2 separate regions of the Homo sapiens genome follow, and region 1 is linked to region 2. Evidence: read pairs that join two places in POLR2A ChIA-PET (ENCODE). Cell type or tissue: OCI-LY7. All regions are shown on one strand. Region 1 overlaps STK4 (serine/threonine kinase 4). Region 2 overlaps STK4 (serine/threonine kinase 4).

Evidence for each region. Peaks named below come from ENCODE experiments on the same cell type or tissue, not always from the same donor. Only the 100,000 strongest peaks of a DNase experiment are listed, where the experiment ranks them.
Region 1: POLR2A ChIA-PET joins it to region 2 with 24 read pairs; 10 of 35 experiments call an interaction of 5 or more read pairs at or near these places.

What each region holds. Positions count from the first base shown.
Region 1 is chr20:44,970,082-44,972,581 of GRCh38, reverse strand. It overlaps STK4 (serine/threonine kinase 4), which reads right to left. Exons shown (of 11, transcript NM_006282.5): 2 at 424-504. Among named protein-coding and RNA genes, the nearest start is that of STK4, 4.8 kb to the right of the region's middle. In OCI-LY7, no CTCF peak of the experiment used is centred here; DNase peaks (open chromatin) are centred at 1,211, 1,511 and 2,239; H3K4me3 peaks cover 1,929 bases; H3K27ac peaks cover 2,420 bases.
Region 2 is chr20:45,050,442-45,052,941 of GRCh38, reverse strand. All of the region lies in intron 10 of STK4 (serine/threonine kinase 4), which reads right to left. Among named protein-coding and RNA genes, the nearest start is that of KCNS1, 49 kb to the left of the region's middle. RefSeq lists a silencer at 1,043-1,112. In OCI-LY7, no CTCF peak of the experiment used is centred here; a DNase peak (open chromatin) is centred at 1,331; H3K4me3 peaks cover 1,736 bases; H3K27ac peaks cover 2,500 bases.

The DNA of each region.
Region 1 (2,500 bases), 80 kb after region 2:
GCTGTGAAGGTGGTGATAGTGCTTAATTTATTTACTATATTTCACAAAGGTGCAAATATTAAAATACTAAATTACATTGATTTTCATTGAAACAGTTATTGCATACCAATCAGAAATTATGAACAGCAAATTAAAAAGTTTCTTATAGAATTTTAATCTAATTAGTGCTATCTGTTAAGTAGATAAAATCATACAGATCCTACAAAAGAGAAAACAATAGATATTCTTCGTGTTAAAAAGACCAGGAATCACTAAATCTGTCTATAATAGGGATTGGAGTAAAGCGAAGAAGGACATCACAAGCTGTAAATTTACCTTCCACCCCACCTAGAACAATGCTGAAAGGTTCATATCCTTCTGCTTCTTCTGGGGCAGGAAAAAGACTGGGACCCAATGACCTACCTATAGTTTCTTTACACTCACCCTTCTCCAAGTTTCTCTAAGACATCAAATACTTCTTCTGGTTGTTTGGTTAAACTATCTTCATCCAACTTTTTCAGCTGCCTGTGAATAAAGAAATATAAACACAAAATACATTTTATTTGCTAGGAACTAGAACATAAAATATATCTTTTTTTTATAATTAGCATCTCAGGAACTTCTCTATACAGACTTCACTAGTTAAGACTGTTTTAAGAAACAAGGTTTCTTGGGAGGCCGATACAGGCAGATCACGAGATCAGGAGATCGAGACCATCCTGGCTAACATGGTGAAACCCCGTCTCCACTAAAAATACAAAAAAATTAGCTGGGCGTGGTAACGCATGCCTGTAATCCCAGCTACTCAGGACGCTGAAGCATAAGAATGGCGTGAACCCAGGAGGCAGAGTTTGCAGTGAACCGAAATTGCGCCACTACGCTCAAGCTTGGGTGACAGAGAGAGACTGTCTCAAAAAAAAAAAAAAAAAAAAAAAAAGTCATGTGGCTGAAATGCTGTAGATTCAAGCATTCGATGTATCCTTCAAAATCTATTTAAATCTTGAGATTTCATGAATTAAAATGATGTAATTATCTCTTCAGAAAAGGTGTTTAATGTAAGGTAACTATGAATTGAAACATAACTATGAATTGGACTGCAGACTAAGGAAGACACGGGAAACCTTTGCTCTTCCATTAGCAAGTTTTTTGTAAGTTTGTCAAAACACATAAATTCTGTAGGTATCACAGAAACAGAAAGTGGAAAGTGTACATTTAGATATGATCAAAAGTGAAAAATCACTAGGCAGCTGTGAGTTTCAGATATTCTCACAAAGACCTTCCTATGAGTAGATACATACCTTTGACTAGTCCCAAAAATCAAAGGTACTTGGCTGCTCACAATTTCCAGATAATTCAGATTTCTGACTATGCTAGACAATCATAACAAACATGGGAGGTTATAAATTAACATTTTTTTAAAACTCTGAGATCTCTGAAAATTACTAATGAGCTTAAAGAAGGAACTTGCCAAGGAATATGTGTGTGTGTGTGTGTGTGTGTGTGTGTGTGTGTGTGTGTGTAGTCTACACAATGGCTTCCTGAAACTACAAAGAACAACAAAGAATAGAGAGCTGAGGAAACGGTGAAATATGGAAGTAGTCACACTGGAGACCTCTTTGTAGAAAAAAAAAGGTTTAGACTAGCTGGATAATATCAATTATTACAACAAAAGACTTAAATACACACACATACACACACACACACACACACACAAATGTGTACCTTCCTAAATAAAACAGATTAAAATTAGAAGACAAAAAATAAAACAAACCAACAAAAACCCTGACCACATCAAGTGTATCTACCAATAAACACTGATCTCAGAAGGACAATCTTATAGTTTATGAATATCAAGGACTATAAACTAGAGAAATGGAGAACTGCTCCAAGTCAAAACTGCCTTAACTTGATATCAACAGAACAAAATGATCACAGTGACCTTTGAAAATCAAAAGGTCCTAAAAATTAAATACCAATGACATCATAAAAACTCCTACCTTCAAAATGAAAAGGGATGAAGTGAAACTCCTCTTAAACTTCAGAACTGAAACTTCTATAAACTCAGAAGTCAGAACGAACATCTCATATGCCAGGGTTTTTTTGGTAAAGTCCTGAATTGTAATTGTATAAACATTGGACAATACCTCACTTCTCAAGTATAATCAAAGTTGTATAAACAGCTTATACAAAGGAAGATCAAGTATGTTTCTTTGAAGTGTTGACTCTCTGTGGTTTACAAAATGCAAAAGTCACTATTTCAACTACTTCAGGGACCACAGCATAACAAAGGAAATTGCCACTGCCTTGAGATAGACAGCTGCAAACCTCTGATAATACTTTGACAAACTTTTTTTTTCTTTTTTTTTAATTATTATTATACTTTAAGTTTTAGGGTACATGTGCACAATGTGCAGGTTAGTTACATATGTATACATGTGCCATGCTGGTGTGCTGCACCCATTAACTCGTCATTTAGCATATGACGGCTCGAATACATCTTTGAAACAATCTAAGTGCTTTT
Region 2 (2,500 bases):
TCTCACCAGAAACTGCTCGACAGGACTACTTCAGTAAAAAGCCATTAACAGGCAGTGCTGTTGACCTTGGCTAGCTACTGGGCATTCACATGGCACTGCCGGGTCAGAAACCTAAACACCAAACATAGTCTCCATTCATCTTTCTTCTAGCACAGAAGAAAAGAAACTCATCAGAAAAAGTTTAAAAAGCAGAGCATGGAGATTGTCCAGAAAGGTGGTGGCAAGAGTCTGAGAGCGCAGGTGCTGATGGTTAAAACCCCAGCTTAATTCACACACTCAACAGGCAAAAAAATGCAACAATAAAAACAATCACAAAGACTCAATCCCCAAACCTCCTGTTGACAAGAAAAAAGCCTGGCTTAATATATTAGAACGACCTGAAAACAACCCAACTCCAACCAAAAAAGCCCCAAATGTTAAATGCCAAGTAAAAAGAGGATGATTAAATCAATCAAAAGAATGTAATGTGATGGGCTACTATGTGACCCTTAAAAATGATTTCACAAGTGTTTTTAATGATATGAGAAAATGTTTAAGATATGTTAAGTGAAAAAAAATCAAGATTTATTATGCATGCAGAATGATCTCAGCTGTGTAAAATAATATCTAAGTATTAAAAAACTGGAAGGAAATGTTAAAATGTAATTATTATTGCTGGGGGGGGTGGAAGAGTTGTAAGAGACATTTTCTTCTTTAAGCTTTTCTTCAGTCTCTAAACTTTCTATAATGAGTGTGTTTTTACAACTAGAAGGTTAACAAAATAGCATTGTAACATTATAGAAGAGCAAACCAACACCAAAAAAGAAGAAAATAATAACATTTATTAAGTGCTTATTGCAGGCCAGCAGTAAGGACCATTGTCCTAAAGGTGCTTTACGTGCATTACAGGTTTAGTATCCCTTATCCAAGATGCCTGGGACCAGAAGTGTTTTGGATTTTGGATTTTTGGATTTGGGATTACGCAACCTGCATCTCATTTGATACTCACGACAGCCCTATGAAAGAGGTATGACTTTACCATGTTTGACAGATAAGACAATCAAGGGTTAGACAGGTGGCATAATAGGTGGAGAAGATAGGCTATGAGCCCTAACAGAATAACTCCAGTGGTTTTAACCACTATATGCCTCTCAACCACAATGGCATAATCTGTCTCCCTGCCTGCAAGCCTGACCTAAACATAAGCCTCAATGACAAAATCTACTTTAGAAGGCACTATAATAATTTAGGATAGTGTGACTGCCAAGGTACTAAGATACTCAGATAAATATTCAAAAGAGGAACTAAAACACCTCTAATGAAGCTATAAAAAGAATCCATGTGATAGAGCAATGCATCGCTGCAGTTGAAAACATACCAGCACAACAAATCAACCCACAGCTAAATCCCACTATACAAGAGAAGCTAGTAATAACTGTCAAAGAAAGACCCCTGGTAACCACTTATTGAACTACCATGAAAAAAGGAACTCACTAAAAGATACAATAACAATGAGCTAGACAGTAAGGATTTGAATTTGTCTCCCAAAAAGCCCCCTAGCAACAAGAGGCCTGGACCATCAAAGGCTAGAGAAAAGAAAGAAACTAAAGAGAAAAATAAAAAGCATTGTACTTGATGCCAAATTATATAAAATACAACCAGCACAGAAGGACCACCTTACTTTTCTTTCAGTCTAGCACTAAAGGCCTTTTGGTTAGAAACAATCAATTTTGCTTGGCAAAAAAAGGATCAAGACATAGAAGTACTTTGGATCAAATTCTGTAGAATCAGCCTATTTGAGATGCATTAAGGTTAATGCCAAAACCAATACGGTGTTCTGTTCACAGTTTCTTTCTAGAGGTTTTAAAAGCCGAAAAACATTAAAACTCAGAGTTTGAAGTGGAAAGTTTCTATCTGTAAAAACAAGCCACTTTTAGGTACTATAAGCTATTAAGATTTGGTAATTCTAAATTAATTATGTATTTTTTAAACCCTTGGTTGTTAGAAAAATATAAAGCTCGATTGCTACCTTACTCTTAACACCAAGACAAATACATGATAGATTAAATATTGAGAAAGAAAAAATAATAAAACATTCTAAAACAAAGTAAGGGTTAATATTTTTGTAATCTTAGAATGTGAAAAACTTTCCCAAAGATGACATAAAATTCCAGAAACCACAAGAAAAAGCTAATAAATCAAAATATATAAAAATTTAAATGTCTGAAGTTAGATACCATATACAAAGCTTTAAAAGATATTCTAGCAGAATATCTTTACCACATATGTTAAAAGGTTCATAACCTGACTTGATAGCTGAAGAAGTCTTTAAAATCAATAAAGAAAATAAGAATTCCATGGAAAATTCAGTAAATAATATAAAGCAACAATTCACATACCAAAAACGATAGGGAAATTTAACAATATGTATCAAAATTTCAAATTTGTGAACAGTTTGACCCAATAATTCTACTGCAGGAATTAATTCTAAGGGCGTACCATGCAAAGATGTTATTAAAGC